Linked DNA regions of Mus musculus: regions 2, 3 and 4 are each linked to region 1. A link is a loop called in an ENCODE intact Hi-C map of the cell type or tissue named here. Cell type or tissue: heart. All regions are shown on one strand. Region 1 overlaps Lipc (lipase, hepatic). Region 2 overlaps Gm31872 (a long non-coding RNA gene). Region 3 overlaps Lipc (lipase, hepatic). Region 4 holds the start of Gm32017 (a long non-coding RNA gene).

Region 1 (8,000 bases):
CAGCTGAACACAGAGAGTGTGGCGCCTGTTTGTGGTTGGAACAAGCGGCTTAGCCTTCCGAGCCGCTGCTGCTGTGGACCTGTTAAAGCTGGGTGGCCTCCATTTCGTTGTACTCTAAATAATACAAATTTCAATAAAACAAGTAAGAGGCTGGGTGATAGAGAACGCTTTTAGATCCAGCACCTCGGAGGCAGGGGCAGGTAGATCTCTGAGTTTATGGTCAGTCTGGCCTTACATATCAAGTTCTAGCTCAGCCAGGGCTACATAGTGAGACCCTGTCTCAAACAAAAAAGATAGAAAAAAAAAAGAAAAGAAAAGAAAAAAAAACTAAAACTAAAACAATTATGAGGAGCTTCCACAAAACTGGAAATAGTGTTGATGCTGCAAGAAGTGTTTCCTTGACTTTGGTTAGTTAGTTAGTTAGTTAGTTAGTTAGTTAGTTGAGTTGTTTGTTCATTTGTGAGTTGGTTGGTTGCTTTTTGGTTTTGGTTTCTCTGAGATCAGGTCTTCTGTGGCAAAGACTGGCTTTAAACTCTTAAGTGGCCAAGAATGACCTCGAACTTCTGATCCCCCTGCCTCTTGAGTGCTTTACTTTCACATGTGAGCCACGGTGGCCAGGTTTATGTGCTGCTGGGAATAGAACCCAGGGCTCCATCCATGTTAGGAAGTGCTCTACCAACTGAGCTTCGACCCCGCACTAGAAATGGAGTTTCCTATTGTTTCAACAAGTGTTACATTCTGCTCTAATTTGCCCTCACTTCAAGAACAAGAGAGTAAGACAGAGAGGTAGGAAGGGCAACTATCTGGCTCAGTAAATAAAAGAAGTTAATGGACAAACACGCACTGTGTATTTGTTTCTAAAGTCTCTGTAACGAAATGCAAATTAAAACAGGAAGAAACACTTGAGGCTGCGATGTATGTGTTTGGTGGAACCTAACTATTGAAAGATACAAGTTCTTATGGGTTTCCTATTTTAAAATTTTATTAACTTTATTTTATGTGTGAGTGTGTCTGTGGAGGGCATCCGAAGGTATTAGATTCCGTAGAACTAGAGTGAGCCACTGTGTGGGTGCTGGGAATCAAACCCAGGTCTTCTGAAAGTATAAAAGGTGCTCTTAACTGCAGAGCCATCTTTCTAACCCTTTCTCTTTAAATCTCTCATTCACCCAGCAAATACTGAACACTAGCTATGGTGTCAGGACACACTCATACCTTTAACATGTGCCTCTCTGGGTAGACCTTCATCAGAATCAAACTTTATCGGTGTGAAGTAAAAGTGATCTATATGTACTATATAAATACAGTCCATAAAGGGAAATTCAGAGCCAGATGGGCAATGTACCTTTCTGAGTGTCAAATAGTGGGTTTCTGGGAGAGTCTGAGTGAGGTCTGAATAAGAATGGCGAGGTAGGGTTAAACTGGAAGATATTTTGGAGACAAAAATGAACAGGCGTTGAAAACTGATTCAAAGTTTGACAAGGGAGGAATGGGATCAAGAATACCTGAAGTTTGAGGCTTCGGGTGTCAATCACTAAGCTGAAGAAAGATAGCATGAGGAGGTGGCCCCAAGGGGGAATAAAATATGTCAGGTGCTGTGGGCCCTTTCTGTAGAGCGGCTGGCATTGCTGTAGGCTCGCCAGTATCTCGTCCCTCTCCTTCCCAGTGCTTTTCCACATGCATGTGGCACGTCTATCTTCTTTGTCACCTGTCCGTGCCTTGCTGGCACCAAGCTAGGCTTTAAGAACCAACTCAGCACCGACCAACTTACAGCTGACTCCGCAGCAATGGGGTTTTCTGTGCATCTCTGTTTGAACTTTAAAGATGTTCCTGGGGAGTCTTCCAGCTTTTATTATTTCCTGGGAAATGTTTTCAAGCCCCGGGCAACAAGCAACACAGGACAGCGACCTTGAGAGATGAGAAATAAAGACAAAGCACTCTGATTCTTTTTCAGTTTGCTGCCTGAAGGGGGTTCCCAGCCCACCAGCCTCTCCCTTTGGAGAGAGAGGCAGAGCTTAGAGTTCAGACAGGAGAAAGGCAGCGCTGACAGAGGAAGGAGTTTCAGAGAGGTGCAGAGTGTTCCTGGAGTCTTCAGCCCAGTAGAGATTGGTGAGGAAGCACTGGAATAGATAGACCTGACTATTCACAAGGTTTATCACCTCAGGACCGGGGACCATGAGTCCCAAGCTAAAGCCATTCTGGTCCCACATAACAAAGTTTGAAAGGCTCAAATCATTTCCAAGTAAAGTAACTGTACCCAGAAATAATATTTAGAACATTCAACAATGTCCAAGACCAAGAAGAGAAAATTCAGAGTGTGGTGTCTAAACAGAAATTACATTAAAAAAAAAAAGAAGAAGAAGAAGAAGGCAAAACCCCACAATTAAAAGAAAGGTCAGTCAACTTGAACAACACTAGAAATGATAATAATAACAAAATTGGTGAGCAAGAACATAAAGAGGTTTTGTGTGGTGTTCTTTTGAGATATTATGTAGCATAGGCTAGCCTCAAACTTCTTATGGAGACAAGAATGATCTTGAACTTCTAATACCCCTGCCTCTACCTCCCAAGTTCTGTGTGTGGTTTCATATACCACCGGGCCGACTTTTATGTAGTGCTGGGAGTGGAGTTTAGGGCCTCAGTGGTGTTGGGCAAGTTCTCTACCAACTGAGCAGCAGACCCAAGGCAAGAGTCCCAAGAAGTATGTTCCATCTCTTTGAGATCAAGAACCTGCGGGAAGGAGTGTGGATGCTAAGCAGAAATGTGGGAGCAACTTAAAACACCTAAGTACTGCTCCTAGAAAACAAGACATTGGGCAGGTTAACAACAGACCGGACACAGGAGAAGAGAAGATTGGTGGACCTGCTGCCATCACAGCAGAAAATATCCAGTGAAACACAGAGCAGAATAAACCAACAGCACTGGGAGAAGGCCCAAGAGGCCTTGTGTGTATTAACTAGAAAAGAAAGGGTAGGGACTGAGATATGATTGAAGAAAAGGTGACTGAAATGTCTAAGTATAATAATAATAATAATAATAATAATAATAATAATAATAATAATAAAGAAGGCTACTGAAACCCAAAATCCTTAATGATTCCCGAGCATGGGAAGTAACAAAAAATAAATAAACCAAGTCATAGCACAAGCAAAATGCCTGACAAGACATACACACACACACACACACACACACACACACACACACACACACACATACACACACCACACACACACACACACACATACACACACACCACACACACACACACACACACATACACACACACACATACACACACACATACACACACACACATACACACACACATACACACACACACACACACACACACACACACACACATAAAGCCACATAACATACAGGTAACCCAGAAAAGAATCCCACAGATACATTTTTATTGAGACATTGTGCTGTTTGTTACATATGTGAGAAAATAAATATGGACGCCGTTCCTCCATTTTCGAGACAGTTTTGAACTGTAGAATTGGAGGGCAGCTGACTAAAAAGGGTTAATGCCACCCCTAAAATCAAGTAACTTAAGAACAATTTGGTCCTCTTGAGATTTCCATTAAGATATTGTCCCATGGGTCTGCAATAGTCTTCCATCTAAGGCGAGTTTGTCCCCAGATTCCAAACAGCAATACTTATGCCATTCAATAATGAATGCATTATGACAGCCAACTATCCGAGCCACCTCTATCCATCACTAATTCTCCCTTCAACAACTGTATGGTGTGCACACATGTGTGTGCAGGTGTGCCCACACATGTATGTTCGCACGTGTGTGGAGGCCAGAGGTAAATCTCAGGCGTCTCCCTCCTCTGCTCTCCACTTTAACTTTTGAAACAAGGCCTCTCACTGAACCTGGAGCTCACTGAACCAGGAGCTCACTGATGCTGCTGGACTGGCTACCCAGCAAGCTTCAGGAGTCTCTCTGCTCTCCCAGTGCTGGGTTACAGATGTGTTCCATGGTGCTTAGGTCCTGGGGACTCCAATTCAGGTCCTAATGCTTGTGTGGCACTCGAGCACTTTGCCCACTGAGCCATCGCCTTTCTGCCTCATCTCATTCTTATTACTTACTAAGCAAACTTCCCCAATTATTCTGTTATGTTTATGAGTGTTTGCCTTCGTATATATGTTCACCCCATGCATGCAGGGCCCATGGAAGCCAGAAGAGGGCACTGGACACCTTAAACTGCAGTTTAAGGTAGTGAGTTTCCAAGTGGGTACTGGAAACCAAACCCCAGTCTTCTGCAAAAGCAGCCAGTGCTCTTAATCACTGAGCCATCTCTCCAATTCTCTTCCCTTTCTTTTCTGCCTGTTGGGCACAGCAGGGCTCTTGGTTCTTACAGAGATCTGTCCTCTACACTGCATAGCGCTGCATGCTAAGCTCACCAATGTTCTGTTAGTCTAGTCTTATCAAAACCTCCCATAGCCTCACCTTGAAGGGTATAAAGCCCTGAACCTCTTAAGTAACTAGGCACACACACACACACACACACACACACACAGCAAACCCTTTTACAGGTCTCACAAGAATTTAAATTTAAGGCTAAAAGTTCCAGTGTCAAAAACTGCTGCCTATGGGAATTGTGGGTATTTGAAGCTCTGCCTACAGTTCAGGAAACACCCTTTGTGGGTGAGCTCCCTTCCCACACAGATGGAAGAGTGAGGATATAACCCTGGAAGTAGCGCATAGGGAAGTGGAAATGCGACTGGAAGGATCCTTCCACTGCCGTTACACACAGTCCACCCAGGCACTGTTTTCTGTCAAATCTCATGAAATAAGGATATAGAAGGCAGCCCTAAGAGATCCGGACAGGAAGCCTGCAGGCTTAGTGACAAGCACCTCAGCGCCCAGCAACAGAAGAGGAGGAGGAGGAGGAGGAGGAGGAGGAGGAGGAGGAGGAGGAGGAGGAGGAGGAAACAGACCTGCAGAGACTGGATAACTCAAATGAGGTCAGATGACTAGCTAGTGGCAAGTGAGTCCTGAGCCCAGGTCTTCTAACTCCAGGATGAAAGTACCTTCATTATGCCTGCCTCTTCTCTTTTGGCATCAGGAAAAGAAACAGACACCAACTTCCTGATGATGACTCATGCTCAGGGTTTCCCAACAACAATGTTACTGAGATGCGAGGCTGCATCACTCTTTAGTGGAAGGGGAGGCCTGTTCTTAGCATGACCTCAGACCTCTGCCCACTAGAAGCAAATAGCACTCCACATGCCCCCACCCCTAAGTGTTTAACAACTGAAAAGTACTTCCAGAAATAGCTGGCATGTGGCTCAGTGGGTAGAGTGCTTGCCTAGCATGAACAAAGCACTGGGCTCTAGCTCCAGCGCTGTATAAATAGGGCGTGTTCTTGCAAACCTGTAATCCAACACTCTAAGGTAGATAGATGCAGGAGGATTAGAAGTTGATGGTTACCTTCTGCTATATAGCAAGTTTGAAGCCAGACTGAGAAACTCAAAACCCTGTCTCCAAAATAATAATATTAATTTTTAAGTCCTCAGATAATGCTATGAAAGCAACCAGGATAGTAAGGAAGAAACAAACGCCCCCATCTGGGTGAAACTGGTTTGAGTGTGAGCTCCTGTTCTGGAGATGATTCTAGTTCATTTGGAGGTTAATGATGGGGCAGAGCAGACAGGAAGTGAGTCGTTAAAGGAACCTCACTGCCAGGCATAGGAAGGTTGATTCCAGAGAATGCTGTCCAGGAATCTGAGAGAGCACAGTGAAGAGGTTGGCTCTGTTGTACAAAGGAACAAAGTCAGAAAAGGAACTTGTCTTTTTGCCACCAGTCTGGGCCCAGGGAACTCAGCAGCAGGAAAGGAAGAAATGTAAAGCCCAGGCCATGATCTAAAAAGCCCTCTCTTTTCAGCCCATCTCTCAGCCTGCTCCATCTATGACTGCTGCACCCACCGCCCCACCCTAGCCACTCTGAAGGTGTTGGTGCCGGAAGGCAGCCTAGGACTCACCAATGCGGCAAGGTTCAGGCTGTATACATACAACATCTTACATGAGCATCACAAGGTGTTGGGTAAAACAGCCAGACACAAAAGACCTACTGTGTGACTCTATTGACACAAAGTTGAAGAACAGAAGAAACACATTCCCATTGATAGGAGGAAGTGGTGGTTTTGGGTGCTGGTATTGCTAGAGACGACTGAGGGCATCCTCTGGGTATGGAGACCTCTGTCGCGATCCTGAAGGAGGCTTGTGAATGGGTAGAAATCCACAGAGCTATACATTTAGGATGGTCATACCTTCCTGTATGTTTCTATAAATAAGCTCTATCCCCTTAAAAATGAATGTTGACTCTGGAACCAAGTGGGTGTGGATTCCAGCCCTGCAGGTGATTCTGGCTAAGTCAGAATTTTTCTAAGAGGCTAGATGACCAGGGCAGTCCAGACAGGAAGTGCACAGTGAGTACAAATAGCGCTGTACTTAAAGGAACCACAGACACTGCCAGACACAGGACACAGTGTCTGTGTGAGGCACAGGATGTCTTAACGTAGGCTCCTCTGTTGCCCCAGGCACTGAGACAGGCCTGACAGCCATTAGCCTCTCTCTCCTCTACTTTCTCTGGCTTTGGGAGCCGTGCTCAGGCGCCACCTCTATTTGCCGAGTTCTTTATCAGTGGATAGAATATTTACAGAGTACAGCAGTGTTGATTACACAGTTCATTTTACTGGAGACTGGGGGATTGCACTGTCTCCTCCTGAGTTATTCTTGGCACGGCAGCATTTGCTCCCAGTATGCATTTCTTTACATCTGAAGTTCTCTCTCTCTCTCTCTCTCTCTCACCTCAGTGACACAGAGCAGATAGACTTCATGCTGTCTTCACCGTCGCTAGCCCCTTGATCTCTTTTATTCTTCTCTTTAGAAACTGGTTGATTCTGAAACAAACAAGCAGGAGTATGGATTCTAGCTCCAGCATCCCCTAACAGAGTTGGTAGACGTGTGTTTCACCTTTGCACATCCCTGTTCAGGGCAGGCTGTGGGTTTTGTTTGTTTCACTTTTTTTTTTCAGGGGTGGATGATGCGTGTACCACACAGTGCTTTTGTGGGGGGGTGGGGGGGGGTCAGGGTACAACTTGTAAGAGTTTGTTTTCTCCTTCCACCATGGATGTCCCAGGGATCAAATTCAGGATCAGGCTTGGGAGCAGGCACCCGAGTCATCTTACTCCACCTGCTTTGGTTTATCATATTTTATTTATTTAAGGGGAGTATCTGTGTGTAGAGTTGTGCGTTTGAACCTATATTGGCCATGGAAGCCTTTCTACAAGCAGACTCTCTGGCAGAAAATACTAGAATGCAAAGTCAATAACACTTGGGTTGACCATGTGTGCAGTTTGGGAACCTGCCCTCTCACTCCTGTGTCCCCTCCTCATTCCCACAGCAGACCCTAGACGATTTGCACAGGCTCTTGGGCATGGGCACTAAACCCAGTCATTGCAAGCCACTGCATTTGACCGTTTAACCAATTATTTCCTGGCCACCTAAGGCATGGCTTTCAAGGGCTCTCGTCCTATTTATTCCATGGATTTTAACCAAAAGACCCTCAGTAGATGGCATGTATTTGCACAGAAAATATTGAGCCATCACGCCTAGGGGAAGAGAACACAGCAGAAGGGGAGTGGGTTCAGAACAGCAGACCATGTGTCTCCTGTCATCCTGGAACATCACATGGACACCAAGGGTTTCAAGAAGCTCTTCAGGACAGGGGCACAAAGAAAGCTGCCCATAGACAGAACTTCTTCCCAAACCCAGAAATGCTAAATAAAGGAATGCAGAGACTGGGGCAGTTTGCACTGAAGACATTGTGTCTGAGAGTCTCCGCCTGGTATTGGTCCCCTAAAGCAGCTTCCTTCTTAAAACTTCTCTCTGGCCAGCAGGCAGCCATGTTAAAGTCACTTAGCACAGCCCCAAATCCACACAGCTGCAAAGACCCTTATTCCACATTACCCCTATTGATAGTTCC
Region 2 (8,000 bases), 170 kb after region 1:
TCTCCCAGGGTTCTCTGGGGCTCTGTTCTCTCCTTGCTTTCCTCCTGACACTGAGCTGTGTTTCTCTCTTTGACTTCCCTAAGGCTTTCTTCTCTTTACCTCTTAAATATGATCCGTCCTAGAATTTGATCTTTTGGGTTTGTTTCTCTCTTTTTTTTTCCTTTCTTTCTTTTTTTTTTAAAGATTTATTTATTTTATTTATATGAGTACACTGTCGCTGTCTTCAGACACACTAGAAGAGGGCGTCAGATCTCATTATAGATATTTGTGAGTCACCATGTGGTTGCTGGGAATTGAACTCAGGACCTCTGGAAGAGCAGTCAGTGCTCTAAATCGCTGAGTCATCTCTCCAGCCCTTGGTTTTGTTTCTTATCCTTCACTTCCTTGGTTACTTCTTATGACCCTCTTGTGTCTGGGATTAGGCTGTAAACTGCATGTAAACAGAGCCTGGGGTTTGCCTTGTTCTGGATTCTTTTCTGGTTCTTAGCGTATAGTCAGCTAGCTTTCTTGGACCTCTGTCCCAAGCCCCAGCCCTATCTATAGCATAGTCACATCATTTTCCTAAACATGTGCTCTTGGCTAAGATTAAAGTCTACGGGGCTGGAGTGATGGCTCAATGTTTAAGAGCACTAACTGTTCTTCAGAGGACCAGGGTTCGATTCCCAGCCCACATGTGGTGGCTTAAAACAGTCTATAACTCTAATAACAGGGGATCCAACACTTTCTTCTGGCTTCTGGGGGTACCAGGAACACATGTGCACAGACACATATACAAGCAAAACACCTGTACACATAAAATAATAATAAAGTCAATCCCTTGTTTAAAGGACATTTGGGTCTCAGTTTCTGATCTGCAGAATTGGAGAATAGTGCTGCCTACCACAGATTGCCTCCAGAGTTAAATAAATCAATAAGTGTAAAAGAGCAGGACAGTGGTGGCACACGCCTTTAATCCCAGCACTCAAGAATCAGAGGCAGGTGGATCTCTGAGTTTGAGGCCAGCCTGGTCTACAGAGTTCTAGGACAGCCAAGGATGCACAGAAAAACCCTGTTTGAAAAACCAAAAGTTAAATAAGTAAAAATAAGTAATTTAGGGGGCTAGTGAGATGGCTCAGCGGTTAAGAGCACCGACTGCTCTTCCAAAGGTCCTGAGTTCAAATCCCAGCAACCACATGGTGGCTCATAACCATCCATAACGAAATCTGAAGCCCTCTTCTGGAGTGTCTGAAGACAGCTACAGTGTACTTACATATAATCAATCAATCAATAAGTAAATAATTTAAAAACAAGTGTAAAGCACCAAGGCAAATACATAGCATATAGTAAGCATTATAGAATTCTAGATGATTCTATCATAATTACATGTGATATTTGTTCACTACCTCTCCCCTGGTGTTATACAGCTACACTGCACTCAATAAGTTCCAATTTACCCAACCGCTCTCAACCTCCTCAAACCTTCTAAGCTCCAATCCTAATAGGTCATCAAGTCTGTTTTTGTCAGACCTGAGAACTGGTCCAAGGGTCTAGTGTGTAGAGTTATAACATTGAGCTACACATTCCTTTTCTTCCCTGGAAATGCAACTCAGTGGAGATTTGTCTGGGGTACATGAGATCCTAAGTTCAATTTAGCACCAGTGGTGGTGGAGGAGTTAGTAAAATAGAAGGAAACAAGGGCAAAATCAGAGTAACAGGAGCTGACATTTGTAAGGAAATGGAAGTTGAAATAACTTAAGTAATCCACCCTAAGTCAGAAACCTGAGTGGCAGAGCCAACCGCCAAGGTTCAATTTGTCTGGAGAACAGGCTGGCTTTAATCAGCGCAATGTGCCGCCGTTCAACAACAGTTAGTTTCCCAAACACACACCACTTCCCACTTCAACACCTTTGCACATGTTCTACCCTCCAGAAGGAGTGTCTCTCCCACATGTTCTACAGAATGAGGCTCAGTGATTCATTTCTCAATACACTTTTTTGGTTAGAATTTTACTTTTCATGTAAAAGAAGAATTAGGGGGAATGCATTAAATACACTTTTAGAGACTAATGAAATATGCTATTTACAACTACAGGCATTTAAAAGTACCAGTGTCTGAGCTGGGGATATAGATCAACCGCAGAGGTGACAGTACTTGCCTAGCACACATAAGAATTCCCAACACTGGGGTGGGGGTGGGGACTGGGTATCCATTTCCTTTAAAATGCACGGAGACAGAATGGAGATATGGTGTACTGGCTGGGTTTTGAGTCAGCTTGACACAAGCTAAGGTCCTTTTGGAAGAAGGAACAAGCTTATGGTATATTTTCTTGATGGAGGATTGATATGGGAGGGCCCAGCTGAGTTGGTCACACCACCCCAGGCTTGGAGTCCCTGGATTTTTTTCAGAGGGCTAGCTGAGTAAGCCATGGGAAAAGCAATCCAGTAAGCAGAGCTCTTCCTCTGCATCAGCTCCTGCGTCCAGGTTCTTCCCCTGAGTTCATCCAGTAATGAACTGTGGTGTGAACGTATAAGTGAAATAGACCTTTTCCTCCCGAGCTGCCTATGGGCATGGTGTATTATCACAGCAATAGAAACCCTATGCCTAAGGCTTCTTCCCTCTTCTCAAATCCTTATTAACTTCTCTACTAGAAAGAATTACCATCTATATACCTCTAATATAGACTTACAAAATTGTAATGTTTATTTAAATACTTAGCCCTGGTTACTATAGGAACCTAGTGGATTTGATCCCCAAACTGAAAAAAAAATCAAATATTCTCATACTCTCTCCTCTCCCCACCCCCCCACCCCGCCCGAGCCACACCCCTCAGTCCTACTTCTTAGCTTTGAAGGACCACAAACATGGCTCTAAACAAAATGCTTATTTATGTAGTGTTTGTGTGTGTGTGTGTGTGTGTGTGTGTGTGTGTGTGTGTGTGTGTGTGAGTGAACTCAGGGGCTGTCACATCTAGCCAAGCATTTGTAATACTGAATTATAACCACGTTCTCCCTAATTCTCAAAGACAAGTGTGACTCACATATTATAGGAGTTTTAGAAAGAGCCACACAGTACAGTATATCCATGTCCAACACAAACTTACTAAAGTTCAATACGAATATAGGCTAAATTTGAGTACTCTATTCAAAAACTAGAAACAATATCTTCCTGTCTAAACTTCTAGTAGCTTACTGAAAAATTTAAAGCCTCCACAGGCACACCTCATCCATCTGTGGGCCTCTCTTTCCTCTCCATTCAGTTAAACTGGTCTGTCTAGTCTTGAAAACGTCTTGCACTTTTCTGCCAACTTGTTTTCTGTCTTTGTTTCCTTTCCCCTTTTCACAGCTTTAACCCAGCCTCTCAAGGTCAGGGCACAGGCTGACGGCTCAGAAACCATGTTAGACACAGGCGCCTTTCCTTTGATTTGAAGTGATTTTTTAAAAAAATTTTCCTTATTCATTCATATCCAACAGTTAGGAGCTTTCAAGGCACAGCCATGGCTCTGTGTAGCTGTAGATGCTTCTGCTTTGCTTGTCAGGAACTGAGGAAAGACTGCCCTCTTTGGACTGGGCTTGACGTCTGTCACTCTGGAACTCAGTTTTCCCGTCAGTAAATTGCCTGTGTGACCTTTGTTTCAGAAACTAGACCAACTTCCAATAGTCCTTGAAGATTTTGCTTACACTTCTCTGGCTCCAGTAATCTCGATCACATTTTATCCCAAAACACCTTTTATTTTTAGCCTTCTGTTACAATTAAGCATGCGTTACTTCCTGGAAACTCTCGTGTTCTTACCGTGGCAGCTGACATCAACAGGACCAAGACCCTGAAGGCAAAGGCAGAGGACCAGAAAACCTACAGAATGGCAATGATCATGGTTGTGAAACTCTACAAACGTTTATTCTGTTACTAGGACAGATACCCACAGATTATCAAATAATAGCCCTGATATGTTAATATACACTTTAATATACACAATCTTGTTTATTCACTGCAACAATGCTGTGAGATAGATGTAATCCATTTTATAGACAGGAAGATGTACCAGGTGTGATAGTTCATTTTCAGAGTTGACTTAACTTGATTTGAAGTCATCTAGGAGACAAGTCTTGGTGTGTCTGCGATGATGTTTCCAGAGAGGGTTAACTGAGGAAGGAAGTGTGGGCTGGGGCCCCATGGCCTGGGGTCCAGACTGAATAAAAGGGGGGCGAGGAGGAAGCGGCAGCACTACCTCTCTCTGCTTCCTGACTAAGGGCATCACGTGACCAGCCACCTGTTCCTGCTGCCCTGCCTTCCTCCCCATGATAGGCTGTACCTCTCATACCATGAACCGAAATAAATCTTTCTTTCCCTAAGTCGCTTCTTGCCAGGTATCTGGTCACAGCAATGAGAAAAGAGAGTAAGGAGTACAGTAAGCTTCTAACTTAAGGGGTGTGTGTGTGTGTGTGTGTGTGTGTGTGTGTGTGTAACCTGCAAACTAAAACACAACAACATCCAGCTAGGCTGATGTAGCCCCAAGCCTACACATCTTAATGAAGTTCTGTACAATTAGAGTAGCCATTTTAAAGCTGTTGACCTTTGCTTTGGCTTATATACTATCAATTATATTTTATCCACTTGCTGGGCAGTGGTGGCACCCACCTTTAATCCCAGCATTCAGGAGGCAGAGGCAAGTGGATCTCTGTGAGTTCCAGGCCAACCTGGTCTACAGAACAAGTTCAGGGACAACCAGAACTATACAAAGAAACCATGTTTCCAAAAAAAAAAAAAAAAAAAAAAATCGACTTTTAAACATTGTATGCACTTATCTACAAAAAGAAAGGAAAGAAAATCTATGACAGAGTTAAAACTAGAAAAACAATTACTTTGTAACTAAGTGTCCTTTACCTAGACTCTGTCCTTCCTCATCACCCAACATTATCCTTTCTAATCCAACCTTAACTCTGAATTAACCTTCTCTCTGAATCTTGTAGTCTACTCTCTAGAATTCTTTGTTAAATAAAGATGTGTTGCCATGGTCCAAAGCCTACTCCTTACTTTTTGTTTGAGTTTTAAGGGCTGGAGAGTTACATGCAGACCTTCGTGCTTGATAAGCACATGTTTTATGATACCGCCGAGCCACACCCGCAGTCCTACTTCTTAGCTTTGAAGGACCACAAACATGGCTTTAAACAAAATGCTTATTTATGGGTGTGTGTGTGTGTGTGTGTGTGTGTGTGTGTGTTAAGATACGACACAGTCAATGAGTGGAGATCAGGGGACAACTCTTAAATTCTTCCTTTCCACTGTGTGGCCCTGAAGATTGACTTTAGGTCATCTGGCTCGGTGGAAAATGCCTTTCCTCACTAATGCATCCTGCCAGCTCCGTTTCTCAGTGCTGTCCGAATTTACCAACTCACAAGGACTAATGGATGAGAGCTAAATTCCTACAAAATGTGTCTTTAAATATTACAGGCATGGTTACGTTGTGTACCTGTAATCCCTGAGGAGCAAACAGAGTGAGGAAGGGTCAGGACCAGTTCTGGGTCAGCCAGAGCTACATATTGCGACTTTGTCTCAAAAACAAAAGCAAACAAACTATTGAAACGATCTTCAGGTAGACTTTGATGTTATCAAGCTGATGAGCCCATCTTTATTATCAATACTTGAGAAGCTGAAGCATGACCACAAGTGGCTTCGTGATTAAGTCACTCCTGCCAAAGAAATACGCTAAGTGATTTTACCAGTCAACTATCCAGCTAGCCAACTTACCATGCCACAGTAAGGATCAGGCAGGTAGCTACCAGGTCACTCACCTGTTCAGGAGCCTCTATGGAGATGGCCACCAAAAGCACAGTGTGACAAACACATTTGCATCAGAACAATCCCCAGGACCTTGTTCATCACCATGTCCCTTTCAGTAACTATGTCTTCTTTGCCCTTGCCATAAAGCCTTTGGTTCTGTTTCTAAGCTTTGCTTTATTTCATTTTTTATTTTATTTATTTATTTATTTATTTATTTATTTATTTATAATATCCGTGTGAATGTCATACCACAGTTCAACATCAAGTGTCTTCCTCAATCACTTAACACTTTATTTTTAAGATTTAAACAATCGTAAACGTGTGTGTGCATGCTCCCAGGGGCTGGAGTTACAGGTGGAGCAACCAGGACCACTTGATACAGGCTCTAGAAGCCAAACTTAGATCTTCTGGAAAACCAGGGAACACCCTTAACCTCTGAGCCATTTCTCTGCTCCTCCACATTATTCGTTGAGATAGGGTCTTTCACTGAACCTGGAGCTTGCTGATTCAGCTAGCTGGGCTTGGCCAATGGGCTTCAGGGTTCCTCCTATCTATCACTGCCTTCCCACACTGCCACACCCATCTATTTTACCTGGGGTTCTGAGAAACTGAACTCAGTGACACGTATTTTAATGACTAGGCTATCTCTCCAGCTCTAGTTTTGTTTGTTTGTTTGTTTATGTGTTGAGACCTGCCCTCAGGATCTCACAAGTGTCTGACAAGCATCCTACCCCGACTTTCACTCCTAACCTTTATGTTTAAACTTTAAAATAAAATTAAATGGAATAAATAAACAATCTAATCTCCTGGGGAACTATTACAAACAGCCAAACTGCTTCTCTTTATGCTTATCTGTATTTTTACTTTTGGTGGTGTGAAGGGGTTTCAGTCAGAGTCTCACATATCTGATGCAAGCCTACAACTTGTTATATAGCTAAGGATGACCTTGAACTCCTGATTCTTGTGCCTCCATCTCCCAAGTACTGAGATTACAAGTATTTTCTATCATGCCTGGCTTTGGTTTAGATATTTCATTATTATTTGTGACTTAATTCCTATCACTTCTCTAGGTGTGGTGGCGCACGCCTTTAATCCCAGCACTTGGGAGGCAGAGGTAATCGGATTTCTGAGTTCAAGGCCATCCTGGTCTACAAAGTGAGTTCCAGGACAGCCAGGGCTATACAGAGAAACCCTGTCTCGAAAAAAACAAAACAAAACAAAAAAAAACCTATCACTTCACAGCCCTTTTTATATTACCTACAAGTGGCATGTTTTCATTTTGTTTTATATACTCACATTTTATCTTTCTAACTAGATTGCTTCTAGATTGATAGCAATATAATAATAATAATAATAATAATAATAATAGTAATAATAATAATAATAAAATTTGAGCCAGAGGAATAGCTCAATAGGAAAACACTTGCCTATCATTTGCAAGGTCCTAGGTTTGAGTCTCATTACCACCACACCACCAGTCACAATTGAAAGGCTGTTCAAAATATACAAATTGTTTGCCTTGGGTTGCCATTTAATTTACAAAACAATATAGCATAGGGTGGAGTGAAGAGGTGGCTTAGTGCTTAAGAGCACTTGCTGCTCTTCAGAGGGCCTAAAGTTGGCTCCCAGCACCCTTGTAGTTCACAACCACCTGTAACTCTAGTTCCAGGGGATCTGATGCCCTCTTCTGGCCTCAGCAAGGAATGCACATGTGTGAAATTCCCTCATATAGACACAGATATACAGATAAACTGGAGATGAAATAAACTATGGACTAAGATAAAAATAAATAAATAAGTAAATAAATAAATCTAACAAAAATATAATAAAATCAATCACTTAGGCTAATGCTATCCCTTGACTTTTGGGGGGTTAGGGACAAGGTCTTATGTCTAGTCTGGGCTGGCCTCAAACTCCTTTGGTAACTGAGAATGACATGAAATCTGATTCTTCAGCCTCTGCTTTCCAAGTCCTGGGATTATAGGCATGCACCACCACACCTGGGTTCAAATCCAAGGCTTCCTGCAGGCTGGGTAAACACTCTGCCAACTGAGTCATATCCTTAGTGCCTGTCCCATTATTCTTTCTCTTTTGATTTTCTTTTTCTTCCTTCCTTTTTACTTTTTCTCTTCCTTTCTTCCTCTCTTTCTTTCTTTTTTGTCTCCTTTTACAAAGAGTAACAATTAAAGTTAAATAAATTGACCTACCCAAACTCTGACAATGAGTGAATGGCTGGAGCAAGT
Region 3 (8,000 bases), 82 kb before region 1:
CCCTAGGAGATAGACACCCTTTCTAGCTACCTCAGGCATCCCAACTCATGTGTGCACACATGCACACAAGCACATACATGCATACATACATACATACATACATACATACATACATACATTAAAGAAGTGTCTTTTAATTAAGATTCCTGGTCTCATACGAGTCAGAGATTCTCTTTCCTGGTGATTCTAGATTGCATCAAGTTGACAGTTTAAAACTAACCATCATGAGTAGAGACTCCCAGAACCCCAGTCTATGGAGGAGCTGCCACCTGCCCTCGTCTCTGGCCTTCCAAGGTGAACTCTTCCTACAGAACCCCCAAGGCAAACCTGCTGTCTTAGTTAGGGTTTCCATTTCTGTGAAAAGACACCATGGCCAAGACAACTCTTACAAAGGAAAACATCCAATTGGGGCTGGCTTACAGTTTCAGAGGTTCAGTCCATCATCATCATGGTGGGAAACATGGCAGTGTGCAGGCAGACATAGTGCTGGAGGAGGAGCTGAGAGTTCCACATCTTGATCTGAAGGCAGCCAGGAGAGTTGGTCTCTTCTGCACTGGGCAGAACTTGATCATTTGGAGACCCTCAAAGCCTAACCACACAGTGACACACTTCCTCCAACAAGGCCACATCTCCTAATTCTGCCACTTCTCATGGGCCAAGCATATTCAAACTGCCACACCTGGCTTCACCTCTAACTCGTAATTCAAAAGCTGGGAGTCAGCATGTATTGCTTCTGTGTACTGACCTCCCTCACCAGTAGCTGTCATACAACTTACTTTTATCTACAAGGGGCATTTTATGCATATATAATATATAATGTATGCTGATTATATTTCACCACTGTTACATTTTTTTCTTGTCTTATCTTTCTCCCACATCTGCTGCTCCCCACTCATTTTCCCACCTAGTCATGCTTTGGGGTGTGTGTGTGTGTGTGTGTGTGTGTGTGTGTGTGTGTGGTGTGTGTGTGTGTGTGTGTGTGTGTGTGTGTGTGTGTGTGGTGTGTGTGTGTGAGTGTGTGGGGTGTGTGTGTGAGTGTGTGTGAGAGTGAGTGAGTGTGAGTGTATGTGTATGTGTGTGTGCATGTGTGTGTATGTGTGTATGTGTGTGTATGTGTGTGCATATGTGTGTGTGAGTGAGTGAGTGTGAGTGTGTGTGTGTGTGTGTGTGTGTGTGTGTGTGTGTGTGTGCATGAGACAGAGAGAGAGAGAATGAATGTGTATGCTCCAGTGAATTTCATTAGGTTTCTAACAGCAGCTGGCTGAGAAGTTACTTACAGGACCATAGTCAAAATGTCAGTGGCTATAACAGGGAAGAAAATGTCTTTCCTTCACCCAGAAACCAACTATCTATAAATCCTTATAGGATGCCTTAGGAGGCCCTCCCCTACATGAAAGAACGTTGATAGGCCCAACTTTCCATATATATATTAAATTTAAGGTGTTCATGAAAATGTGCTCTTCCAAAATAGAACATCTGCAAGCTGAAAAGAAAGTGTTCCTTAAAGGGAAGCTTCCAGGCTGAGACTCACTGGTGATGGGTAGAGAAACTCACAATAGCTCTGGGCCACTCCTTTCCAACCCTGAAAATCTGCTCAAGGACATATTTTTCACATGAGCTGGGCATTAGCAGGGTTGGGCAGGGTCTGTGTGAGGCCTGGCCACCCACAACTGTGCAAAACTTTGTGATGTCAGACATTCCAACTCCCTGGTACTAAGAGGAACCAACATAGTGAGAGAAAAAAAACTACTAATTTATTTGGGAACATACATAAAACATAAAATCATAACATTTATTAACTACTTGCTGCATTCTGAGCTCCAAGGTCAGCACAAAAATCACCATTTCATTTATGAAAAAAGCTTCAATCTAAGAGTCCAGCCCCTTAGAGGAGTACTATGAGACCATTTCAATACAACGTGATAGGTGTACAAATTTATCTTGTGTGGAGAATTCTGAGGCAAGAATGGTCAGCTAAGAAGGCATTTTAAACAAGTGTGTGTGTGTGTGTGTGTGTGTGTGTGTGTGTGTGTGTGTGTGTGTGTTAACTATTCACCTGCATGTATGTCTGGTACAATGTGCAGACTGTGCCCAAGAAGGCCAGAAGATGGCATTGGATCCTCTGGACCTGGAAATGCAAACAGGTGTGAGCTGACATGTGGGTAGTGAGAAATGAGCCTAAGTCCTCTGCAAAAGCAGCCAGCGCTCTTAGCCGCTAGGCCATCTCTCCAGCCCCCTGGTTCAAGGGGTAGAGAAGGGAAAGAAGTAAGAGAATATCATAAGGAAAAAGGAAAGCGTATGAGCAGTTATGACTTGAAGAATGAGAATGAAATTGAGAATTCATGAGACTTCGGTTGGCCCAGAGTAAGATACAGTGAAAGGAGCTGAAACAAGAACCCCCAATCCACCCTCAAGAGCTTCACTCTGACCCTGGAGCCTGGGCTGCCCAGATGCAGGTTGACATTTGAGAAGGGGAGATAGAGCTTGCTAGCTGCCTTCCACAACGCCTAGAGAACCTTATCTCCCAGCCTGGCTGAAACCCTGGCCACTCCCTTCTGGGGAGAAACTGTATCAGCAGGAAAGGGCATGGGTGGAGTCCTGAACTCAACAGTTTTGCAGTCTCCCTAGGCCCTCACACGAATGTTTGGCTCTTTCTTCAGAGCAAACTCCAGCTTTGGGCAGATCTCTGAAGTTTTCTTGTTCATTGTTATTCCAAATCCTAAGTCATGGGATTCCCTTGAAACTTAACCAGTATCGAATCAGAAATCGTCCATCTTAAAAATCTCTTACTTGGAAAAGAGAGCTATGTGCAAATCTTACACTACACTTACTGATCAATAGCAATTTCACAGTGAAGCGCTCACTCCCATCTGCGTTAACCCACTGAGGTTTTACTGTAACCCTGTCAACAATACTGGACAGGCACAAACATCCCACTTGGAAGATGTTGGTGCTTATCAACTGTATTAGTTACTGCTCTCATTTCTGTGGGAAAAAAAAAACTGACAAAATGAACTTAAGGGGGGGATTTATTTTGACTCAAAGTTGCCATGTGGCAGGGAGAGCGTGGTAGCAGGAGCACAGGGCAGCTAGTGACATCTGACATCGGGCCTGTAGTCAGGAAGGAGAGAGAAGACTGCTGGCGCTCAGCTCGCTTTCTTTTTTCATGCAGTCTGGAACCCAAGGGTAGATGGCACTACCCACATTTAGGGTAGGGATTCTCACCTCAACTAACCTAGTCTAAAAGTCCCTTGCGGTCATGCCCAGAGTTTTGTCTGGGTGATTCAAATTGGCGATCTTAACCATCACACCAGCTAAGGCCTCTAGGGATGGCCCTGGTATCGAGTGTAAGGGAAGTTTCTTTGGCTGGCTTCAGTCAGAGAAGGGGAGCCCTAGGATGGCCTCATGGATGGGGCTGAGGCTGCTTATGAGAAATGGGCCTGAGTGGATGAGTCTAAGGAAGGCCTGGAAACCAGAGGAATTCTGGCCTGGATCCCATCAAAAGAGAAGACAAATCTACAGCCATGTAATCATCATTGACTAATAGCTACACTAAGTCAATGGTGATCTCATAGGTCCTCATAGGTCGGGTGAGGGAAGATGAAACAGAGGTTGAGTTGGTGTTTGGCGGTTGAGTTGAGGTTTGCAGTCCAAAGGAGAGAAGCCATGGCATTAGGCTTTCTGGTCAACCCTCTACCACTGAGCTACACCCACAAGTCTTGAGCTGAGGTTGATACAGGAGCACCCATGGCACATTCTGGCAGTCAGGAGAGAGTATGATTTTGTGACATCTGTGGCCTCCACAGCCCTCTCTCTGTCCTGATACAGAGATGGAGGATCCTCATCCCACTGGTTACACTCTGTGGGTGCTGTCTGTGCTCAGCTGGAGTCTTGGGGTCTGGCTGGATGTAAGGTAACCCTTGTTTTGTTCTCGTGCTCTCTCACATAAAGGACTCCAGGTGACATCTCTGAACTCTTTTAACAGTTCTTCACACTCAAGCACAGCCTATGGGACTCCTTTACCTCTAATGTCCCATGAGAAACAAGCAGGATCCCTTCTGCACTGACATCCTAGGTGTCCTCCTGGTCACTGAGTGGTTGTCACGGTGCCAGGAGATCCACAGTGTTCACCTCCCTGACTCAGGACTTGCACATGACCAGGAAAGGAGAGCATAGACGCAGAGTTCTGTGCCTAGCGTGAGACCTCGTGCCCTGACTTAGCCCTACAATGACTCAACCGCCTGTGGCTCCAGATTCCCAGACTCAGAGGACAAAGGCATGATTCTGTAGGAACTGTACAAGCACTCAATGACCGTCACACTACTTCTTTCTCAATACTCTCTGGACTAGACATGCATCGGTTTTTGATCCAGTGCAGATGAGGAAAATTCAGTTGATGCTTTGGGGGAGGGGGCTCTCATATGGCTTTAATGAAGCAGAGCCAAGATGTGTAAAAATCACAGTGTTGGGTTGAGGGACTTTTTAATATTTATTTTTATTTTATGTGCATAGATGTTTTGTCTGTTTGTGACCCGTATGTGTGCAGTACCCATAGAAGCCAGAAGAGGGTGTCTGAAACCCGGGAACTGGACTTAGAGATGGCTGTTAGCTGCCATGTGGATAGTAGGAATTGAACTCAGGGTGTCTGAAAGAGTAGCCAGTGTTCTTTACTGATGAGCCATCTCTCCAGCCCTGAAAGCTACTCTTTTGTTTTTTTTTTTTTAAGGAATCCAAAGCCTGAACCTATTCATTTCGCCTAATAGATGGGAAGTAGTAGTAGTTGACCCTGTTTTATAATCAGAGACATGGTAGCTCAGGGTCGTAAAGTCATCCTCTATGAATAACTCACTTAACAAGTGGTCAAGTCACTGGTCACAGCCAGAGCCATCTGACTCAACCTCCCAGCCTTTCAGCAAATCTAGAAATTGCCTTCCTAATTCCAAGTCAGTGTGGACTTTCCTGAAGTGTCTCCTGGGGTTCCTGTGAAAGCATCTTAGCCTTCAGTTTCTCTTATTGTGTATGCCGGTGCCTAGGAGCCTGGGACATATTCTGACCCTCTAATGTACAGCTTAGCCACATAGGGATGACAAGTCGAAGCAGTGGCCCAGGAGCAAAGCCATCCATACACAAAGTCCCAGTCCCTCCCCCTCTCCCACAAAGTTAAGCTCCCCAGAGTTAAGTCAGAACAAGGTGTGAGCACTAATCTACTCATCTCAGAGGAAGGTGCAGCCCAGGATCAAAGCTGGACATTGTAGGCTAGTGTTAAGGTAAGCAAAGATTTTTCCAGAAGGCGTAACACAAGAATCCTCTAGGTTCAGGTTTATGAACTGATCTGGGTCCTCATGGGGTTAGTATTATCCATACAACATAGAAAATGTATCTTTCTTGCCAGTGCAACAACTCTCGAAATTGTCCCATAATTAAGTAACCCATGCCACCACTATCATACACACAAAGGGTGCAAGCAGATTAATGAATTTATCAGTGTCTTAGTTACTTTAGATGACGTGTCATCAAATTCCTGACAAATGCACCTTAAATGAGAAAAGGCTTATTTGGGATCACAGTTTGAAGTTTCAGCCCCTGTGATGGGGGCATCATGGTGACAGGAGCTTGAGGAGGTAGCTGGTTACCTTGTACCTCCAGTCAAGAAGCAGAGAGCTGGGAATTCTTGAACTCAGTTCAGGATTTCCTTTGTATACAACCCACAAGCCCAGCCCAAGGAATGATACCAGAGGTGTTCTTCACATCTCAATTAACCTTATCATAATAACCCTCAGCACAGACATGCCCAGAGTTGATCATTGATATTAACCATCATAATCAAGAAGAGAAGTTGCCCAAGCAGGAAAATAATCCAAGAACCCTCTCAGGAAGGGACGGTGGGGACCAACCTATCCACCACAATTGCATAACCAAATGGCCAGTGGAATAGTAGGAAAGTCCACATTCAGGATGACTGCAGGCTATCAACTTACCCACAGTGTGTGTATCAGGTCTTATGCTAGACTCCAGCATGCTCATTAGACATTCAGTGTATTGCTCTACTAGAACTGCCATAAAAAAGAGCCATAGGGTGAGTGGCTTATGCACAGAAATTGTCTCATGACTGTGAGGGATACTCACGATCAAGGTGCCCATGGGGTCAGCTTCTCTAGTGTCGTCTCCTCCACTTTCTGATGAGCTCCCCCTACCCCATGCTATAGTTCTATGTCCTATCTTCCCCCCCCCACCTCCCATGGGTGTGGGTGTACATGCATATGGGTACACGCAGGTACTCATGCATGTGCGTGCACACCGAGGCCAAAGGACAGTCTCGGGTGTCATTCCACAGATGCCATCCACCTTTTTTGTTGTTATTGAGCAAAGGTCTCTCACTGGCCCAAAACCCACCAAGTAAGCTAGGCTGGCTGATCAGACCCCGCTGATTGGACCATTTCCAATTATATTTCAGGCCTATTTTCATTTTTTAATCTAAGTTCTGGGAATCAAACCCCAGTCCTTTACCAACTGAGACATTTCTCCAGGCCCTAGTCTCCTGCTGCTCCTCCTCCTCTCCCTCCTCCCCCTCCTTCTCCTTCTCCCCTCCCTTCCCCCCTCCTCCTCCCCCTCCCCTTTCACCCCCTCCTCCTCCTCCTTCTTCTTTTTCTTCTTCTCCTTCTTCTCTGGGCATGGGTTACATTGTTTCAGGGTCTACACCTAAATAAGGCCCAAATGACCTCATTTATCCTGAAGTAGGACTGTAAAGAGCCTATCTACTTATCTACAGTTTTCAAGATCTGAGGTGCTTTGAGTCATTTGAGGCAATACAGGCCTTCTGGCCAGGGTTCCGGACTGCAAAGTGGGGATACTATGGACGTCATAAATATGTTTTTATTTTCTTGGAGCTGTAACAACTCCTGGGGAGAAAAGAGGCTTAGACACATACATGGCGTTGAAAAGAAAACAGTAGGCCCATAAACAGGGTCCTTTCCTGGCAATGTGGAAAGCGATAGCCCAGCTTAGGCACACAGCTGGCAGCTAGTTGGGGGATTGAGGTGGTGGTGGGGGGCAGCAACCCCTTTTGGCAAAGTGATTAAGACTCTTTGGCAGCTCCAGCAAGAGCTGGCAGGGAGCCAGGAGGAGTGCTTATCTGGCTCACATTGAGGGTAACGATAAAACTCATCCTCTGGCACAGAACCTGAAGGGTGTGCATGGCGTGAACCCAAAAGCATACTCTCCCTGCCTTGAGAGGTGTTCTTCCCACATAGCCTGTCTGCAGGCAGGCTGTTGCCTAGGCTCACCCAGCCTGGCCTCAGCCAAGGAGAAATGTCCAAGGCCAGTCATCACCCTCTCCTGGCAAGTTCAAAAGGAGTCCAGTGGTAGCCAGTGCCCAAGAACAGAGCAGGGGCTGCAAGGGCTCCTCCCACCCCCTGGGAACCTTTGCCTGGGCTCTGAGTTCCAACTCTGCGAGGGGAAACCAACTCAACAGAAATGAAACATGAAGTCTAGGGAGAGAGCTCCGTCAATAATGCTTGCCTCAAGAGCCTAGGGATGTGGGCTCCACCCACAGAACATAAGGCAGGGGGAGGTGCACAGCTGTAATCTTAGAGCTGGAGAGGAAGACACAACACATCTGGGAGACTCGATGGCCAGCAAGCCTAGCCTAGTTATCAAACTCCAGGCCCACGAAGGAACCTGTCTTTGAAAGAGGTGGACAGTGCTTCTGAGGGTGACAATCAAGACAGTCATTCTACCTCCACATGTGTTCACATACACACACACACACACACACACACACACACACACACTCACACACGCTCACACATATACATATGTTCAAATACATACATGTGCCCACATGAACACACACACACTGAGGCACAATAAAACAAAATAAAATGTACATTCCTAAGGAAGAACCCAGAAAGCCCAAAAGAACAAGGTGTGGGAGTTACACACCGGGGTCTGAGTCCCAGCTGTGTCAGCTGGTCCAGGTGGCTCTGAGCCCGTCACTTCTA
Region 4 (8,000 bases), 71 kb before region 1:
GATCAGGCCCACTAGTAGACACCAGGTAGCACGGAAGCATAGGAGGAGCCAGGGAAAAGGAAGAAATACAGAGATAAATAAAACTCAACCCCCTAATTCAAAGCCACCTGCAAAGACTTTAATATGGCTGTGCTGGCACCTACATGAGCTTCATTCTTCTAACAACCTAGAGTCTATAAAAGATTTGTGTATGTGTAGTGGGCAGAAGTGTGTGTGTGTGTGTGTGTGTGTGTGTGTGTGTGTGTGCGCGCGTGCATACACCGTACATACATGTGGGTGCTCAGGTATGTGGCCTATGAAATGTTTGGAGTCCAGAGGAGGATATCAGATGTCCTATCCCTGACTTACTCCCTTGAGACATGGTCTCACACTGAATCTAGAACTAGGCCAAGCCACTGGCAAACCCCAGCAATTGTAAAAGGATAATTTTAAATGCCTTTTATTTATTCTTTGACAATTTAATACCTGTGGACATTGTATCGTAATCATATCCACTCCAATGCGTCCCTCCTGTTGTTCTCGGATACCTCCAAGCCTTCCCCTTCCCACTTCATGTCCTCTCCAAAGGATTTTTTTTATTCTCCTTTTAACTATGAGGAAACTAGAGCTGACACAGCCTAATTACGAGGCATCACTGATGAAATATCACAGTAAAAGTCTGACTTGAGGTCTACCTGGCTCCAAGGTCTATACTCTTCCCCACACTTCTTATGCGTCTTACCAAGTTCTCCAGGACACTGAGGAAAACCAGGAGGGAGTTGGCCAGGCCAGCCTTTGAAACCTATCCAGCAGGGGCTGGGGCTAGAGTGGGGCTGCAAGCAAGCAGAGGCTCTGGAACCCACCAGGGGGGAGGTAGGGCCTAGACAGTTGCTTGGGGCTGCTTTCCCTGGGGCCTGTTGCAGTGCCCAGTGATTATTTTTACCCCATCAGACCCACGCCATTTTAACAATTTCTCAATGCACTGTAAGACACTACCACTGTCAGTTTCAGCTATGAGCTATGGCCCAAAGCTTGTCACCAGAAGACCATAAGACCCTGAGAGACTCGTTTTAGAGAGCCAGGGACTCCTCACAGCTTTCTTCTCTGACACAAAATCCCCAAAGCCCTCTTCCAGCTTCCACTGAGCCATCCAAAGAGCATTCATTTCACACACACACACACACACACACACACACACACACACACACACACACACACACACACACATTTATATACATAAACACTATTATACACAGACAAAACACCCTCATGCATATACACTCTCAGAACTTCTGCCCCCCCCCTTTTTTTTAGTCCAGACCAAGTATCTGGGGCTCACTCTCCGGACTTCTCTCTTTCCTTCCTAACTACCTACACATTGATTGAGTAGACTTTGAACTAGACCCTGTACTGAGTATTGGGAAGTAAGATAAATAAAACCCATCAGCCCCTGGGGAGGAGACCTAGCCTGGACCTCAGGTCCTTCGCTCCAGAATACAGAGAGGAGAGAGTCAGGCTGAAGGAGGACAAGCAGTCCAAAGTTGCACAGTAAATTGGGGTTAATGAGATGATATACACAAAGACGTTCCACGGGATGTCTGGCGCCAGTAAATAAGTAGAAACTAAAAGTCCATTCCCAGTGGCAGACCAGGGAAAGAGTCAGTTATCTGCAGCGCAATCATAAACTATTAAGTGAAGAGGCTTCTTGTCCACCCTGGAGAACTGCAGAGGGGAGAAGCAGAGGTCTCCCCAGGGAGCAAGGCTGCTTGAAAGCATTCAGTGAGCACACGGAAGGGCAGTGGGTTTGTCAGCCAGGGCTGGGGACCAGGGGAACAGGGACAATCAGCCGTGCTGGGGAGGCTCCCCAGGGCCCTGGTCTTTCCTAGATGGCTGCTCAGAAGCCCATCTTTGAGCGCACCAGGCTCAGCTGTTTCTGCTGTCGTGCTCCTCGTCTAGATAATGGGGTGTTATGAAGCATGTTGGAGACCATCAATTAGTGCCTAGCTCCATGCTCATCGGGCTGTGTTTCTAAGCATGCTCCACTAAGACCCACAGCAGAGGTAAATATCTCTCCTTCCTCATTCCATGGCTTGGAATTAAAATGCCACCCAACGTTCTCTTCGAGAGAAATTGAGATTTATGGGCCATTGTCAATATCAACACATGCTAGCCATTATTTGAAAGTCCCCCTTGTTCCTTGGGACTGATCCGCTATTTACTTTGAAAGATAAATGCGGCTTTCTAATCTCTGAGGAGGGTTGCTGGGGTGGGGATGGGGGTGGGGGTGGGGGTGGGGGTGGGGAGTCTTAACGTTCCTTCTCTGGAGATGTTTTGATTCTTTCTTTCTGCTTTTGCTGGTGATAGGAGCCCCAGCCTGCTGTCCCTCTCGCTCAGACATTCCCGTGTTCTCTAAGGCTCTGGAACAATGGAGGAGAAGCCAGACCCTCCTCAGGCCAGGGTGGCCAGGGTGACAGTGTGTAGAGATTCTTCCACACCACCTGACTTTCTCCTGTTTCCCAAAACCTTGCAAGAAGCAACTTAAAAGAGGGTTTGCTCTGTCTCTCTCTTTAAGAAGGGATGCAGTCCATGACAAAGAATCTGTAACTCCAGATCCAGGGGTTAGAGCACCTCTGTCTTCCACAGGCACCTGCACCCACATGTATAGACCCACAGAGAGATACACACTCATACACATAATCAAGATATTCTAGGAAAGGTTAGACCCCTCAGTAAACATCCAGCTTAGGGCCATTGGCCACTCTCTGCCTCCTCCAGGAAACCCACCCTGCTAGCTCCCTGAGCTTGACCTCAAGAGCAAAGTTACTACAGGAAAGAGAGATGGAAATTGTTACCCTAGTGATTCCTACTCCCTCTTCTCCAATCTCCACCGGACAAGGTGTTGACACTAACAAGGCCTGCTTCTTTAGGAGGCCTGGAGTCAGAAGGATCTGGCTGTAATTGCTGGCAGCTCTTTGCAGAGAGCATGCATTTGTTAACACTTGGTGTTTTCAACAGAGGCCATGGTGCAACCTGCTGCCTGCCTTCTCACACTTGGCATCTGTAGAAGTACTGTATGCTAACCAATTACACCACTGGGACATGCTCACATGCTCACATGCTCACACTTAGTATCTGTAACATGTTGTCACGGTCCCACCACCCTCAGGATGATCCTGAGACAACATATGAGGAGGCAGACTGAGAGGGTAAAGCCAAGGCACAAGTCACATAGACCACAAGTAACATCGGGATGGGAACCCCGCCCCATGGGCCTGAGCAGCTGCCTTCTCCCTACTGCTGGAGGCAGATGCCTCAGCCACATTTGTCTCCCAGCTGGGGATGAGTCTCTAGCCACCAGCCGCAGCAAAGCCTGTTTTCAAGTCCACTGAGCAGCTAGGATTCCCTCAGTGAAAATGCCACCTGATTCAAATCAATCCTCTTCAGAGACACCCTATGGGCCCTGACCACTGCCTTCCCAGGGTCAAAGTCAGATGGCCCCTAGGTGGCCTCAGCTGGCCAGGCCCATTCCAGAGAGAGTCGTGGGACTGTACATCGGCACTTCCAGAGCAGAAAGGCCAGCAGGTGAACAGCTGGCCGGCCAGATCTTGTCATACTCCCACTCCATGGTATACCCCACCCAGGTCATCAGAGGTCAGGGCTCCATCTGTGCCTCTGGTGGCTCCTCGAGAATGACTCCGTTCCATGTGTAGTGGGTGGAGGGCCACAGTTATCTTTCTCTGCAGAGTGTGGTTCTCCAGCTCTTTCCTGGGGAACAGGGCCCCTGGTGCTCAGAGCCGTCCACTTCCAGCCTAAGACTATAGGGCTCCTGTCCTGCTCGTGATCAGAGCTTCCCCAGGACTGCAGCCAGCTAGACCAGGACCTTGGGCTAGAGTTGTAGCTTCCTTTCTCTATCTATACGCAAAGCCTCCTTCCTCCACCCAGCCAGGTGCTAAAATTACAAGAGCATCATGGACTGACTTAAACACAGCAAGTTGTAAAGCTTAAAATGAACTAAGTTATGTTAGAAGCAGCAGCAATGAGTACCCCAAACGCCTGGTTCCTATCACTGCATTGTATTTTGCTCTCACCTCGATCCTTGTTGATCATGGTGTAGAGTAGAAACATTCCGTTCCAGTGTTGCTGAAGGCCATCTCTTCTCAAGCCAGGTGTGGTGGCTCACACTTGTGATCCCAGCACTTGGAGAAGCTGAAGGCAGAAAGACTGAAAGTTCACAGCCAGGCTAGGTTACATAGTAAGCCTCTGTCCTCCAAAATAAAAGCTACTGTGTCTGATAACATTACATGGTTACTTTTGTTTGTTTGTTGCTTTGTTTTGTTTTTTGAAACAGTGTTTCTCTGTGTAATAGAGCTGTGGCTGTTCTGGACTCACTTTGTAGACCAGGCTTGCCTTGATCTGCCTGTCTCTGCCTCCTGGGTGTGGGAATTAAAGGCATGTGCCCACCCACACCCAGCCCTACTTGGTTCATTTAAAAGCAGTAGAAAGTGGTGGGATTTTGGTTCCTGTTCCTGTTTGGTTTCTGAGAGGTTTCGCTGTTTCCCAAACTGGTTGTGAACTTCAGTTCTTCCTTGGCATCTCCCAGCACTGAGACTATGTGCATGTACCCCTGCACCCAGGACAACAGTGGCATCTGTTCCATGGAAACGGAAATGCCACAGATCTATGCTTCATTCACTGTTGGTTGACTATTAGAACAAGGGTCATGAGAGTCCCAGAGTAAATGCTTTTGTAGGTCCCGAGGCTCTACCATTGTAACACACAGCCAGCTTTGGGCAATAGATAAATAAACAAGGGGGTGTTACTATGTTCTAATAAAACTTTATTCACAGTAACAAATGAAGGGTCTGATGCACTTTAGGCAAGCGAGTGTAGGTTAGAATTTGAAGACATGATTAGAGGTCCCAAGAGAAGAAGGCTAGCACAGGGAGGCAGGGAGGGATAAAGTAAAAGCTAATATGGTGAATGTCAGGGGGCCATGCTATCAAGTTGACCCCCCCCCAAAAAAAAATCCAAACAAACAAGTTACAAAATGTACATTCACATTAAGAGGAAACAGTTGAAATAGTCTAAGAGAAAATGTGCTTAACTGTCAATTGCTCTGGGGAATAGAACTATACCTGAGGCTGTTTTCGTGCTTCTTGATGCATGTCTGTACATTCCTAAGTGCTGTGCATTAATTCGATAATCACAAAAAGGCATTTCTAATATGGAGGGTACTGAGCACTGAGCCAAACCTGAGTGAAATCAAAGCCAGTGGCAGGCACATCTGGGCAGATGCAGCCCAGAGGTTCCTGGAGGGAGGTACTGGGGGTAGGTGAAGGGGTGACAAGGGACACCACATTCTCTTCAAAGGACTACAGACGCACAGGGGGTAGCACTGCTCATGGCCCCTTATCTGCCTCCTACCCAGTAACTCAGTAGGTTCCTTCTCTCCTCTCCCCTAATACTAGTGTGTAAAAGTGCCCCTTATACATTCACATAGGCAGCGTAAATCAGGAAAAGCAAGAGGCACTGTGGCTGTGGCTGTGGCTGTGGCTGTGGCTGTGGCTGTGGCTGTGGCTGTGGCTGTGGCTGTGGCTGTGGCTGTGGCTGTGGCTGTGGCTGTGGCTGTGGCTGTGGCTGTGGCTGTGACTGTGACTGGCTGTGACTGGCTGTGGCTGTGGCTGTGGCTGTGGCTGTGGCTGTGGCTGTGACTGGCTGTGGCTGTGGCTGTGGCTGTGACTGGCTGTGGCTGTGGCTGTGGCTGTGACTGGCTGTGGCTGTGGCTGTGGCTGTGACTTTATATCACTGTTTACCAACTGGAGAGGCATAGTGTTTGATTGATTGATTGATTGGCTCTTTTGCTTGGGTTGGTATTGGTTTGGTTGGTTGGTTTGGGTTTTGGAGGAGGGTCTAATACCAAGTGCTGTGCAAAGAACTGGAACATTACAATGGAGCTAGTGAATGTCTTTTCCAATTTACTGATTTTACAAATAAGAAAATGAAAACAAATGACTTCGAGAGAGATGCCCAAGGATGCAGACCTGAGTAAAAACTCGTCCCAACAGAGAGGACACCCTGAACTGGCCCCTCTTTCCCCAGCATTCAGAGAGTGTAGCAGGCTGCACAGAGAACCAATTGACTCTAATTCTTCCTCAGATCCACCCCTGGAAAGCACTAACGCCTACAAGACAACTAGGCTGCGATATGCCCTGTGCTGTCTCCAGGGTGGGACTTATTTTTCTCCGTGTCGACTTCCTAACTATTAGCAGGTGAAGACCTTCAAATGCTGACTTCTGCACAGATTCTTGGCGGACTGAGACCATATCACTCAACACCAGACACCTTCATTGTTCTATCTTCTCTTCCCCCAAACCAGACAGCTGATCCTGTCTGGTAACCAAAGGATTTAAGAAGCAGGGTCTTAGTCATTTCCTCCACAGACCCTTGAGTAAACTCTCTGGAAGGTGAGCCCTCGCATCTTGCAGTAAGCACCTCTCTGCTTGTGATTCACATCATCACTTTTCCTCTGTGTCCTGGGCCCGAGGGGCCATCGTGCCACCAACACTAGCTAGTTATTCTAGCATTTTCTATACCTCCTTCTGTGGAAAGGCCACATTGCCAGTCTTAAATTATATGCCCCCTGGAGTATCAAGGATAGGCTGGCTTATGCTTTCTCTGGTCAGGGACACAGAAAGCAAGAGATTTAATTAATATACTTTCCTGACCTGAATAACAACAACAAATTAAAGGTTGACCATCTTCATTGTCCCCAGTAACACGAGAGCTTTACAAACAGAATAAATGAGCACTTTTTTTCTGCTGGGGCTCTCTCTCTTAACTACTACAGACTCATGGAACCTTCTGGAAAGTATTCTCCCAATGTGAAGTTCGAAAAATGACCGAGGTTTGGGAGCAGCCTGAGCAAGGTCATCGTGGGCTACAGTTAAAGCACCAGCGGAGCATCCCCGCCGTGCCTCCTACCTCCCGCAGTGAAAGGAAAAGCCAGGCAGGTTGTCATGTGTGTGCACCACTCACGCTGCAATCCACAGCAGAGAGGTTGTCTTCATCCCTGGCTCTTTCCCACAAGTCAAAACATCCAGGACAACACTATCCAAAGGCTGTCTCCTACATGGTTTCCTGCCTCCAAACCTGTCCGGTGACCCACCTTGGCTGCATTTGGCTTTAGGCCAGCTTCCCACCAGCTATAAGCAACAGCCTACAGCCCCTTTCCAGGCAAGAAAGATTAGAGGCTGAATCCTTCTTGCTCCCAGCAGACTCAGTGAGCCTTTGCCGAGGGGTTTACATACTCAGTGCCACCTGCCTTGGTCCCTGAGTAATGCTGTCCCTGCTCCTTACTCCTAACCATTCACCTTTCCCAGAGGGCAGAAAGGGGCTCAGCCTCTCCCTCTCCCCTCTCCCTTCCCCCTCCTCCTCCCCTCTCCCTCTCTCTCTTCCTCTCATGTGTGTGTGTGTGTGTGTGTGTGTGTGTGTGCATGTATTCATGCACATATGTGCATGTGCAATACATGTGTCCTCAAAAAGACTGCATGGATACTGTTCATTGAGGCAGGAGTGACATCAAGGACATTACATTTTAGTCTTTTGCTAACTTCAGATGACACAATCTTTGCCTTGCCTTCAGGAAAAAAAATGACTTCTTTCCCTCCCACCACCCCCTACCACGCCCGATCTGAGGGTCTCTTTTAGAGAGTTAACCATAGCTACATAAATCTAATTTAAAGCTAAAAATACATCAAAAGCCGGGGCTCGCTCCAGGTTTCAGGAAGCTGGTGATTTCTGGAGGAAGTTCCTCCCACTCCTAGAACCAGGTCAAGTAAACGAGACAAAAGTCCACTAGGAGCAGGTGTCTCATGGTTTCGTGTTTTGTTAGTTGCATGCATAGATTTTTGCATGTATCCAAAGCAAACAAGCGTCCCCCCAAATTGGCACATGTTCTGGCTGCTTCCTCTTCTGTGGCCGAAAAGGATCCCAGTATTCCCCAAGGATGTGGGGACTGGAAT

Evidence for each region. A loop is a pair of places that touch in the nucleus more often than their neighbours do. Peaks named below come from ENCODE experiments on the same cell type or tissue, not always from the same donor. Only the 100,000 strongest peaks of a DNase experiment are listed, where the experiment ranks them.
Region 2: it touches region 1 in a loop (2.0-fold over the local background); 9 of 42 quality-filtered maps call a loop at or near these places.
Region 3: it touches region 1 in a loop (1.9-fold over the local background); 4 of 42 quality-filtered maps call a loop at or near these places.
Region 4: it touches region 1 in a loop (2.0-fold over the local background); 4 of 42 quality-filtered maps call a loop at or near these places.

The regions. Positions count from the first base shown.
Region 1 is chr9:70,839,684-70,847,683 of GRCm38, reverse strand. The region is part of intron 1 of Lipc (lipase, hepatic); the gene reads left to right. Among named protein-coding and RNA genes, the nearest start is that of Gm32017, 70 kb to the left of the region's middle. In heart, CTCF peaks have their summits at 44 and 4,188 (motif pointing right); DNase peaks (open chromatin) are centred at 4,863, 4,983 and 6,503; H3K4me3 peaks cover 639 bases; H3K27ac peaks cover 4,579 bases.
Region 2 is chr9:70,667,686-70,675,685 of GRCm38, reverse strand. Gm31872 (a long non-coding RNA gene) reads right to left here. Exons shown (of 3, transcript XR_379591.4): 3 at 5,581-8,000. Among named protein-coding and RNA genes, the nearest start is that of Adam10, 7.3 kb to the left of the region's middle. In heart, CTCF peaks have their summits at 3,536 and 7,449 (motif pointing left); no DNase peak of the experiment used is centred here; H3K27ac peaks cover 886 bases.
Region 3 is chr9:70,921,527-70,929,526 of GRCm38, reverse strand. The region is part of intron 1 of Lipc (lipase, hepatic); the gene reads left to right. All of the region lies in intron 2 of Gm32017 (a long non-coding RNA gene), which reads right to left. Among named protein-coding and RNA genes, the nearest start is that of Lipc, 9.3 kb to the left of the region's middle. In heart, a CTCF peak has its summit at 4,562 (motif pointing right); DNase peaks (open chromatin) are centred at 2,546 and 7,256; H3K27ac peaks cover 6,071 bases.
Region 4 is chr9:70,910,524-70,918,523 of GRCm38, reverse strand. The region is part of intron 1 of Lipc (lipase, hepatic); the gene reads left to right. It overlaps Gm32017 (a long non-coding RNA gene), which reads right to left and starts at 4,378. Exons shown (of 4, transcript XR_003948349.1): 1 at 4,369-4,378; 2 at 4,068-4,185. In heart, CTCF peaks have their summits at 3,464 and 7,854; DNase peaks (open chromatin) are centred at 3,073 and 7,943; H3K27ac peaks cover 1,303 bases.